Linked DNA regions of Homo sapiens: regions 1 and 2 are each linked to region 3. Evidence: chromatin contacts called from ENCODE Hi-C data. All regions are on one chromosome and are shown on one strand. Each heading gives the region's core, a stretch centred on a gene start or an enhancer-like site at or near the end of the contact. The rest is flanking DNA. Distances are from core to core; before and after follow the strand shown. Region 1 holds the start of SYT6 (synaptotagmin 6). Region 2 holds the start of PTPN22 (protein tyrosine phosphatase non-receptor type 22). Region 3 holds the start of DENND2C (DENN domain containing 2C).

Evidence for each region. A loop is a pair of places that touch in the nucleus more often than their neighbours do. Pooled maps may share reads with other maps.
Region 1: a map of chondrocyte shows a loop between it and region 3 (2.4-fold over the local background). The contact joins the promoter of SYT6 here to the promoter of DENND2C in region 3. A Hi-C loop is called at or near these places in 1 of 168 maps with a recorded cell type or tissue (chondrocyte).
Region 2: a loop to region 3 is called in a map of breast epithelium, with 10 times the contacts of the local background. The contact joins the promoter of PTPN22 here to the promoter of DENND2C in region 3. A Hi-C loop is called at or near these places in 1 of 168 maps with a recorded cell type or tissue (breast epithelium) and 5 of 50 pooled maps.

The regions. Positions count from the first base shown.
Region 1 is chr1:114,152,619-114,156,486 of GRCh38, reverse strand. SYT6 (synaptotagmin 6) reads left to right here and starts at 2,618. Exons shown (of 8, transcript NM_001253772.2): 1 at 2,618-2,877. The coding sequence starts at 2,715. RefSeq lists an enhancer at 830-1,443.
Region 2 is chr1:113,870,060-113,874,132 of GRCh38, reverse strand. PTPN22 (protein tyrosine phosphatase non-receptor type 22) reads left to right here and starts at 2,421. Exons shown (of 21, transcript NM_015967.8): 1 at 2,421-2,596. The coding sequence starts at 2,510. The region is part of intron 3 of AP4B1-AS1 (AP4B1 antisense RNA 1); the gene reads right to left. RefSeq lists enhancers at 2,416-2,675, 3,234-3,283.
Region 3 is chr1:114,667,732-114,671,452 of GRCh38, reverse strand. It overlaps DENND2C (DENN domain containing 2C), which reads left to right and starts at 1,404. Exons shown (of 21, transcript NM_001256404.2): 1 at 1,404-1,470. LOC124904354 (a long non-coding RNA gene) reads right to left here and starts at 1,042. Exons shown (of 2, transcript XR_007066465.1): 1 at 803-1,042; 2 at 499-604. RefSeq lists an enhancer at 1,031-1,190 and a silencer at 1,311-1,400.

The sequences.
Region 1 (3,868 bases), core at 1,369-3,868, 520 kb after region 3:
GTGTGTTTGGGGGTTGGGTTTGCAGGGCAAAGGGGTTTGAGAGACAAAAAAGTTTCCATCATTACATGAAGAATTTTTCTGCTTTGTGGCTGGTTATGTGACCACAGTGGTATCAGCAATTGACCTGGGGGCTGGGGGAGGTAGCGGGCTAAAGAGGACAACTAGGGTGAGGCTTTACCTTAATGTCTCCTTCTGAATGTGTGTTTCTTTACCTGTACATCTGTCTCCCTGTCTGTTTCTCTGTTCTCTATTTCCTATAACTGTCTCTCTGTATCTCTGTCTCATCCTCTGTCTCTCTCATTTGTATCTGTCTCTTGCCTCTATTTCTGTCTCTGTTTCTTTCTCTCTGTCTCTCTCATCTCTGTCTCTCCCACACACGCTAACTCCTACAATCCAACTTCAATAGCTATTGACTGACCCAGGGGCCCTAACCTGTTTCTGCAGCCCTATCAGGGCAGCAGCTCCTTCACACTGCTAGATTGAGAAATGCCAGGTCCGGAGCTGCTGCCGGGGCGCCAGAGACGCTGCAGAAGCGCCTGCCGAGTGTGGAGGCTGAATCCAGGAACAATGAGAAATTATCTGTTAATTCTCGGCTCCTGCCACCTGCTCTGCTCCAAACAAGCTCCTTTGCCTTCAGTTTAGATGCAAATTCCCCCACTCGATGTAAGCAAAATATTGATTTCCCTGCATCACAGGTCTGGGCCCTTGGAATGGTCCTGTGTTTTTTCATTCTCTGCAAAGGCAAAACAAGGTGCTTTGTTCTGTGAATTTCCCCCAGGAACTCGCGAGGGGGAGGGAGAAATAGCAGGGGAGTGACAGAGTTGCCATAAACACGGGCAAAGAGCAGTTCTCCATTTGTATTTTACATAAACACAAACCTGCCACTTGGGAAACTGCTAATAAGCGTTTAGCCAGAGGCTCTTCTGGGTGCTGAGATCTGCATCGGGTGATGGAAAAGAAATTAATGGGGCCTCTAGGCTCCTCAGGTGGGTTTTCAGAAGCACCAGGAAGGCGCATAGGGATGCCAGAGCCCCACTTGTTCTTGGAACAGCAACCAAACACCTCCAGCAGGAAGGCAGCCCGGATTGCACAGTATCGCCTGCGTCGTGTCTGCTTGGTCCCTGCCTGAGTTCCTAGCCTTCTGCTATCACAGGCACAGGGGTCAGGGTGGAAGCTGCGAACCTTCAACAATTGCCTCTCCCTCGTCCCCTAAACTTATGCCCACGCGATGGTAGCACCAACTGGGTCTTCAGCACCGTGGACAGAGCCAGGGGGCGCCTCACGGTGGAAAAGCCGCCTGGCTGGGCCAGGGTCCTCACAGGCCTTGCCTTAGCCCTTGGTGCCCCAGGCACCAGCTGCTAGGGGATCGCAAGTCCAAGGGCCGGTTGGCACAGATGGCGCGCAGTGGAGACCGCCAGGAGCTAAGGCTCCGAATCTCCTCCCTCCGGAACGTGAGTCACTGCCCGAGTCACTTCCAATAAGCGTGTTAATTAAGAGGCAAGACCTTTCTCCCTCGCCAGCCACTCGGGCATACACCAACCCAGCAGCCTCCAGGGGCTGCAGCTAAAGCTTCCTTCCCAGCTCCGGGAGAGCAAATGGACCTGAGTCTGGGGCTTCAGGCGAGCCCCACACAGAAGGGGCCCCACCGCCGACAGGTGTAGATCAAGAGACTCCCGAGATAGGCCCCTGCAGGGCGCTGGTCCCCCGGCCTCCCTGACCATGGCTCACAGACTTCCAGCGCTGAGTGAGGCAGCTCGAAGCCTCTCAGCCGATCTGTTCCTGGGCCTCACTCCACAGTTTCTGAGGGGATCTCTACTTTAAGTCTAGCCTCAATCCTCCCGTTGAGCTTTCTGTCTTTCTTGTTATGCTTAGCAGAAAGATACATGATCTCTGGTGCTGTTTCACCGAAGCAAGGAGGTGGGTCGGCGGAACTGAGCGCCCTGCGCCCTCTTGAAATGACCCCCCATTCCTGTTTGCCAGAAACTTTTCCCTCCCGTTGCCATGGAGAGAGACGGCCGCTGCCTCCCGTCGCCATAGCAACATGCGGGTACCGCGGACCGCAGGATTGCGGAGCTCGGAAAGTCTTGCAGTTCGCATCGCCCGCCTGTCTTGGGGTCTTCTACCTCCGAAGCTGGGACTCGGGGGCCAGTCTAACTGCTCCCGTCAGGAACCTCGGCCAAGGTCCTCCCAGACCCTGCCTGACCGTCGCTCTTTCTGTTACGGGGTTATCTATTTCTCTGTCATTCGTGTGGCATGTGGCAGTTTACCCAGTGTTTTCACAAACACGATCTTTCTATCCCCAGGGAGTCCGTGAAGTACTTAAAATCATTACACCTCCTTTACGGAGAGGAAAATTGAGGCTCAGAGACGCCCAAGGTCACACCAGGCAGTGAATGCGGAGTGGGAACCCGGACTCTTTCCTGGCCTTGCACCCTCCGAGATTCGGGACAGCCCGGCTTCCCGCCTCGAAACCCCCACCCCCCGGACTCAGGCCAGTCCCTGAGTGTAGAGGGGGCGGCCGCGAGGCGCCAGACTCGCCAGCTGCCGCGGGATGCCACGTGAGGGGCGGGGACCCTGCGGGGAAGTGATTAAAAGCAGAGCGGAGCCGCAGGGGGCCGCTGCAGGGAGGGTCTTCTTGGGGCCGTCGTGCCCCGCCCCAGTGCGGCCGGGGCGCGGGTTCGAGCTGCTGCTCGGCAAGCCTGGGTGTCTAGGGCATGAGCGGAGTGTGGGGGGCCGGCGGGCCTCGGTGCCAGGAGGCGCTCGCGGTCCTCGCCTCGCTGTGCCGGGCCCGGCCGCCCCCTCTCGGGCTGGACGTGGAGACTTGTCGGAGCTTCGAGCTGCAGCCCCCAGAGCGGAGTCCCAGCGCGGCAGGCGCAGGTAACGGGAGACCCAGGGCCCCCTCCCTTCCTGGATATCCGTCCTGCGATCTCCCTTCCCCAAAGCCCCGGTCCCAGGAGCCCCAGAACCTAGAGAGAACTCCCCAGCTCGGGATTCTGGATTGGGAGCCAGCCTCGTCCAGCCCTCTGGCCCATCGCTTGCACAGCCAGGAGAGACCCGAAGGGGAGCGGAGGTTGGGGTAGAAGCCCCCGGCCCTCCTGTATTACTACTGCGGAATGCGGGGGACCCCGCAGACAGCCAGGCTCCCAGGACGGGGCACCCTTGGGGCTTCAGTTTCCCTCGCATCTCCAAGCTCGCTCTGCGGGCGATTTGCCAGGAGAGGGGTCCATGGAGAGAGCGGGAGACGAGGGGCGCCCGGCTGAGGAATAGGGCTTGCCTCCTAGCGAGTGTCGAGGTCCCCGGGTCCGTGCGTCGGTCTGTCCGTCCGTTTGTGTGTTCTCGCGGTGAACGCGGGCGGACCCCCAGTCTCTCCGGGAGAAACTTGGGTCTGCGGCTGGCACGAGGTCTTTGTGTCCGGGTGTCTCTCCGGCTGCGAGTGGTTTTCCGCGTCTCCGCTGGGGGGCGGGGGACAGGGGGCGGGGTGGGGGAGGGTATGAGGGTGTTGCGGCGTCCTTCCCCCACCCCCTCTCGCCCCTATAACTCGCTCCCTCCGTCCCTCTCGGACTCGGACTCGGGGCCGGTGCGCGACTGAGCTGGCGCCTCTAGCCGACTTTGCCAAGAGGGCGCCTCCTGCCCGATCCGCGCTGACCCTGCGCGGGACGCAGCCCCAGGCGGCTGCCTAGCCGAGGCGGGAGCCCGAGCTGAGTCGAGCTCGCCGGAGCGGGTGAGTCCCGAGCCCGATCCCCGCCGGGCTGGACCCTGGCGCGCAGCTGCGGCGTCTCCGGGGAGTCGCGGCAGGGGGAATGGCGTGTCGCGCCCTGGCGGCGGGAGCTGCGGGAGGGTCGGCGACGTGGCGGCCGGCCCAGGGTAT
Region 2 (4,073 bases), core at 1,172-3,671, 800 kb after region 3:
TTACAGTAGAATAGATTGCTGCTTGCTTTTTTAAAAAAGTGTGAAGTTCTGCCAAGACACTATTTACAGATTCTTAGATTTTGAGGAAAGGGACTATGGAGGCATCTAAGCAAAATTTTTTTTGTTATCTCCTATTTATTTCTGTCTTCTCCCTCATTAAGAAGAAACAAGAAAGTTAGTAAGAGATTGTGCTGAAATATAGGCTTGAGAAAAATAGATTTAAATTTTATTAGGCAGGTTTGCCTCATCAATTAATAAAAATTAATAAAGTTCTAGTTTTGTGTAATTGAGGACATTCTAAGGGTACAGAGAAATTATAAAACTATATTATCTTCTTTGTCCAAACATAGAAAATCATTTTCCTTTTAGGATTATGCTTTGCTACTCTGCAATTAAGCAAGTTAGTTTGGAATGTTTTTATTTTTATTTTCTTTCCCAAAGTTACCTAAGGAGTGTTTTAATTTTTATCAGTAATCATGTCTGTATCTTTAGTTCTGAGTTGCTTTATTAACTGGCTAAGGATGTTTTTGTTTTGTTTTGTTTTGTTTTTACCATATTCTGGCTTTCTCAGTGTTGTATGCCAATCTCCTAAGACAATGTTTAGAATTTAGTGGGTACTCAATAAATTTGTTGAACAACTTAATGGATTTTTAAATGTTTATTTCTAATTTTAAAAACGGTATGATAATTTTAGAAAGCAAACTTTATCATAATTCTAAAATTATGATAATTTTAGAAAGCAAACTTACACAATTGATTCTTTTTTGCTTCTTTTAGTCTTTAACTATGTACACACTTTTACATGGTTTTAGTTATTACAAACTTGAAATTTTGTATTTTTATAAATCAAAGATTTCCCATATTTTATGTTTTAAAATAGCCAAAGTAAACATCACGTTACTTAGAGCAGCAAGAAATTCTCTCTTAATTCTAGATGGGGATAATTTAAGAAATATACTATTCCTAACAAATATTGCTGAAGAATGAGGGTTTATTTTAATTTATGTATACTGGGATTGAGTTTCTTAATTTGAAATATTGTCTTTAAGTTGTCTATAACCAAGATATCTCGATGATCTTTCTTTTTTTTTTGCAGTACTTAGTAAAGAGCATGCAGTATCTTTAATGTTCAGATTAAGCAGTGTTCAGAATCATGATATCCTGAAGGAAGTTTGAATAATGTTGCAAAACAGAAAGGATTGCTAATATCTTAAATAGAGGAAGTCCTAACAACACATTTCCCAGTTTTCTTCAGGATCAAGACTAATTTTGTTAACATTTGTTGAACTTCTGCCTTCAATAAAGATGATATACTGATTTTTGGATGTTCTCACACTGAATTAGGCACTTGGGTAGACTTGTACCCATTGAGAGGTTATGCAAGCTCAAATGTGGAAAGTTTTTCTAGAAGAGCCTGCCTTTCAGGGCCAAAATGCCACAGGCACAGCATAACTTCCTGAAACAAATTTATTTCCTAAGACATTGGTTGCAGAGTAGAAATGTGTTCTTTAGAAACAGTTCTTCAGGCTTTCTGCCCTAAAAGTTACAATGTTGTCAGCAAGGTGGTTGATTTTACTTTCTTTTTGTTCCATCACAGTTTACCAGCATTACATATGCAGGGTATTGAGCTAACTGTCTGGTCAGGTGCTCCTTGTGGGGGCCACTTGCTCTAGATCCTATATAGACCAACACTCTTAGTCTTTATATCCAGAACCCAAGTGAAGCTTCAAAGGTTACTGGGAGGGTTGAAGAGGTGCTGAAATCAACACTTCCCTTAATGGAGGTCAGCACTTCCCCAGTCCTGGGAGAGACACAGACTGTCAGAAGCATCTGACTTTGCTTCATTCAAAAGGGAGTTTGAGGTATATATAGCAGACTTAAAAGTTATGAATAAAAATACCTTCTGTGATGAACAGAAGTTTCTCATTGATCACACTGACAAGAAACCTTTCGATGAACAGTCCGGGTAGAAGACATGTCACTCACTCTAAACAGTGTCTGTCTTCTTTCCTGGGCCTAACTGAACTTTGCAGAGTTCATTTGGGACATAAGGAAACAGAAGGTGTCAACTTGGCCCTTGTGCTCACTGGGAAAATGGGGAGAGACAGAACTCATTCAGGAGACCTGTAATTCTGTTCTTTCTCTGGGAGGCAAGAAGAAAGGTGAGTTTTGCATATGGGTGATGGAATGGAATAATCTCAGTTAAGCAGACCACACTTTACGTTCTAGTTAGCCTCTTGTTTGTTAAAAATTTGAATTGTAACCAGGTTCCTTTGCTGAGAAGGAAGGCACTAGGGCCCTGGAGTGAGATGATGGCTGTGTTATGTGACCACAGAAGGTGGTTACGTACTAATTTCCTCTAGGGCTTGTGATGAAGTCAGTAAACCACAGCCTTCAGCATGCTCTGCTCAGGCGGCAGCAGTGGCTTTTTGGAGGTGTCTCGGCCATGACACACATTTGACATGCCCTCCCTCAACCTACTTATAGACTATTTTTCTTGCTCTGCAGCATGGACCAAAGAGAAATTCTGCAGAAGTTCCTGGATGAGGCCCAAAGCAAGAAAATTACTAAAGAGGAGTTTGCCAATGAATTTCTGGTGAGTCCTGTATGTGACCCTCTCAGGGTAGTTACATACACTATTTAACTGACTATGGGGGTCCAATTTTCCGAGACCAAATTGCTCTTGGGATAAAGTAAATATGAGACCTTGGCGGGGAAGACAGAAAAAAAAAAGTTTGACTTCTCTGAGTGGTTTGCATGTATTTCAGGTATTCTCTCAAAATTACTGGTTTTAATATTTTGTTTGCTAGTTCTTTGGAGTTTGGTTAGGAATCCTACAGAAGACATATACAACTCCAGATGTAAAAACACTAATATTAATTGAACATCCAGATTTCCCCAGGTATCTAAGTTGTGGTTTATGCTTTATATTACTAATTTTAATTAATATTAAGAAGAAAGAGACCAATGTTAACTTTTCATGCAATATTACATTTTTAGCCTCCCCTCTGGGATTCTATTTGGTTGACAAAGGTTTTTGAAGAGCACCAAAACTACCCACTGCCACAGTTTTTTTTGTTGTTGTTGTTTGTTTTTTTAAGATTCAGAATCTTACTCTGTCACCCAGGCTGGAGTGCAGCAGTGCAACCACAGCTCACTGTAGCCTTGAACTCCTGGCCTCAAGTGATTCTCTTGCCTCAGCCTCCTGAGTAGCTGGGGCCACAGGTGTGTATCGCCATGCCTGGCTAATTTAAAAAAAAATTGTTTTTTTCTTTTTTGTAGATACGAGCCTTGCTTTTTTGCCCAGGCTTGTCTCGAACTCCTGGCTTCAAGCAATCCTCCCATCTTGCCTCCCAAAGTGCTGGGATTACAGGCATGAACCACTATGTCTGGCCATCATTTTTCTTTTCTTTTTCATATGAAAAATATATTATAACATGTGTTTTTTCAATAACAGGGCTTCCTTAACTTCTTTTGCTTGGAGAAGTGGAATGGCTAGGATGGAGAGTAGAGACAAGTGTAGGTCAAGGAGAGAAACATGAGTACAAGGTAGCTTCAGGTTGGGTGGATTAGATTACCCAGAAGAACAGTGAATCTCCTTTGAGAGAACTGTGATTATTGATGCAATGGCAGCTGGGTAGGCCTCATTCACCCTACAAGCTGAGATATCAGATAACATAGGGTGTCTAATAGTACCTATCATGTATTTTAGAATGCTTACAGCTGGCGTTTCAGAGATATAAGAATTTTAAACCTTAGCTCTTCAGTTGTGAAGAAATGGGTGGAAAGAGGGGAACTGAAGTACAAACCTGAAATTAAATCATGATTTTTTTTCACCAAATTATGAAGTATTTGACATGTTCTTAAATCTCTCTGTTTTCTAACTTATAAAATGGGGATAATAATACATGTCCTACCTATCCTCACAGGATTGTTGTGATGATTAAATATCAATAACAATCATTAAATGTGGTCATTTATTGAGTACCATTTATTGAGCACTTAGTATGTACCAAGTTCAGTTCTAAGCACTAAAAATACAGCGGTGAACAAAAAGAACCAAAACCTTTGCC
Region 3 (3,721 bases), core at 155-2,654:
GGTGCAGTGGCTCATGTCTGTAATCCCAGCACTTTGGGAGGCTGAGGCAGGAGGACTGCTTGAGCTCGGGAGTTGGAGACCAGCCTGGGCAACATAGCGAGACCCTGTCTCTACAAAAAAATAAAAATAAAAATATTAGCCGGGGGTGGTGGTGCATGCTTATAATACTAGCTGCTTGGGAGGCCGAGGTGGGACGATTCTTTGAGCCTAGGAAGTTGAGACTTCAAGTGAGCTATGATTGGGCCACCGCACTCCAGTGTGAGTGACACAAAGAGACCCTGTCTCAATAAATAAATAGATAGACACATTATATAAGAATTTTTTTTTTTTTGGTGGGGGAAGCCCATAATGATCAGTGTGCAAAATTTACTACAAACAATATCCACATTTATTTCCTCATTGGGACATGATTTTTTTTAAGTATGTCATTACTTTTTTTTCCCCCATCATAGAATGTAATTTCTGTTTTACTGTCTACAGGTGATAGTTTCACAACGGTTTGGGATATGCTACCTTTATTGTTTGGGTTAAGTTTGCTTGTGACAGTCATCCGTGATACGTAACTAAACACCTCTCTTTCTGGTAGTCTTCTATTTTGGTACCTCTGTGTGAACAAATGTAGGAAGAGTTTGGTCACCAGACCCAAGAGGCTCTGGCTGGGTGGGGTGGGGTGGGGTGGGGCGGGGCGAGGCGGGGTGGGGTGGTTAGCGAGTGCCTGGGAAACAGGCTCAACTGATCCTTGTCCCGCAGCCTCGGTGAAACTGGGTTACAGCTTGCAGTAGGCACAACACCACGCACATACCTAAGCAAGAGCGTGTTGCAGGCGGAGCGCTTAGGCATGTGTGTCTCAACAGGGCGTGGGGGCTGACCTCACGCACTGGGAGTATCAAGGCACCCCCGTTCTGAGATTCCAAGCCTGAGGTGCCGCGAGAGTTATTTGCTTCTCTTGACGTTTCAAGTTGGCACCGTAGTGCAATTGTTTGCTCACTGAGGTCAGCCTAGGAAACAGTGCTTGGATTCCCTGATTAAGCCAGGCTTTATCTTGTTGAGTAGTTGTGAAGAGTAAACCTTCACATGAAGCATAGGGCCGTCTCCGTGGGGCCGATGCGACGGCAGGCGAAGGCGATGGAGCTCTGGCTCGAGGGCTTGGCCGGACGACGGTGACACTGGTCGCCCGCCTGCTGGAACTGCAGTGACCGAGGTCCTGGCAAGGTTCTGGCCATACAGCGGACTTGAGGCGTGGTGGTTCCCCTCACCGCCGGCCGGGGCGGTGTCGGAGGCGGGCATAGCGTGAGGGGTGGGAATAGGAGCCAATAAGAACTGAGCCTTGCCAGGGAGGGCGGGGCTAGGGGGTGGGGCTGCAGCCGGGACGGGGCCTTCGGCAGGGCCTGCGGGGGCGGGACGGAGCGGACCCGAGTGATACCCGGGAGACTAGCTTGGCCACAGGAGACAACGTTGAGGTACAGACAGGTAAGAGTCGGGGTGATTCGGCGCGGGGTTTTAAGCCGCAGGGGCTTCGGACTCTCGGGGCTGTCGGCATCACCCTTCTGGGCGTCGGGTGCGGGGCTGTGGCGCCGCGGCGTAGTCCTCGGACGGTGCGAGCCGAGCTGGCGGAGGTGGTGTCTCCGCGCCCCGCTGTCTCGGCACCTCCTCCGTCCGGAGGAGCAACCGGTTGTTGGGCCCAGCTTTGGGACGTCCTCTCGTGGCCGCACGGGTTGTGGCGGAGCCTGGCTGAAGACCTCCTCGCTACCTCAGGGGCTTGGGGACCCCTAGGCTGGGCGCCGCTCTCTGCTGGGGAAGAGGGAGGGAGCGCCCGGCAGCCTGGGGAAACGCGGGCTTTCTCCAAAATTAGCCAGTGAGCTTGAACTTCGACATGCTGGGACGATGCACTTCCAAACAATATTTTGCTTTTTTTGGTGTTTTGATTCTTAACAGCATCTAATACGCACAATACCGAAAGTTGTCAAGTAGAATTTTAATTTAAAAGTCTGACAGTGGAACACCTAAGAGCTTTTGAGTAACTAGAGCTGTATAGCAGCTGATGATTAGATTATGAGTCAAAAGGCTCAAGTCTAGGGCCAGAACCCGCGGAACCAGATGTGATACCTCGGCCAAATTAACTTCCTGGGCCTCTCTTTCCGTAACTGTGAAACTGGCAAGTTCATGCCTATGGGTATTCTCAGGGTCAAATCAGATGAGTGACAGTATTCTACAAATGTCAGATATTTGAACGTGCGTGTGGAGCGTGTATATTCTGTGAAGCAACTACTACTTGCCTGGTACATAGTAGGCACTTTACAAACGTTTACCCTAAAGCTAGTGATTCTTCTGCAGTGTTTTAGATAAAGTGATAGATCCTTGCTTACTGTGTAAATAAGTTGTTTAAACTTTTCCCACAAAGTGACCCCCATTGTTTGAGTGTGTCCTATTTTTAAATGATTGATGAAATTTTCTAGAATAGCACAGTGGTGTTATCTATACACTGTTGCTGAATCATTTACCGCGAAGTCTGTAGCAATCAAATAATCTACTTCTTTGTCTTAGCTAAATAGTTGTAGTTTAAGATACCTGCTAAAGTAAGCTGGGAATATTGTTCCAAATCAAGACTTTAATTTGTTTTTGTGAATTGACGGGCTGCTTATAGGAAGATTTAAATCTTCCAAAATATTGTTAATATATAGCCATATTTTTTCATACAGCCTTTATTATAGACGTTTTTGTTCTTTACTATGGATATGTGTGCGAGGGATTTTAGCGGGGAGATGGGAAATAAAAAAGAAAATGGCAGTTTTGTAACCTGTAGGCTTTTGCTGGGGATACTTGTAGGCCTGTTCTGAGTTTGCCAGGCAGAAACCAGGAAATGTAGTAATTATGTGTCTTGGTCTTTCATTAGTTGGGGTGTGTGTGTGTGTGTGTGTGTGTGTGTGTGTGTTGAATGTGGCAGTACGTTTTTTAAATGCAGCAATAAAGGAAGAATATTTATTTTTCTTAATGACAATAAGCAGTTTTCTAAAGCTGGAAATTATATTACTTTTAAATGGTCTGTAGTGAGTCTTAAGTTATAGGCAAGAATTTTAGACCACTGGATACCAAGATCAAATTAAATGAAGTAGTAGAGGGAAAGTTACTAGTGAATGTAATTTTTGTGTGTGTTGCTTTAGAAGTTTTACTTAAACATGTTTCAGCAATTCAGTGGAGGATGGGTCTTTTGAAGCTACTTTAAAACATGAGTTTTAAACGTACTCCATGTATAAATTTTTCTGTGATTTACAATTTCTTGATCTTGGAGGTCTGAAACCTTACATTCACATTGTTTTTTGAGGGCCTACTACACAATAGGCACAAGATTATATTTATGTAAGAGCAGTATGTAATTCCTGTCATCTAGGAGATTCCATTCTACCAAGTGGGCTAAAATAAGTACTGAAAAAACAAAAGCTGTTTTTAAAGCGGATGGTAACAATAACAACATCAGCTATCATTCATTGGTACCTAGTCTGTGCCAGGCAGTATTCTAAATTCTTTACATGTATTAGCTTACTTAATCCTCACAACAGCACCATGAGGGATGTTATTATGATTATCTCATTAAGAGGCATAGAGAGGTTGAGTAACTTGCCCATGATTAGACAACCTAGATAGCAAAAGTAGGATTCAAATCAGTCATTCTCCAAGGACCTGATTGTAACCTTTGCGCTATACTGAGTTTCAAATTCTGTGA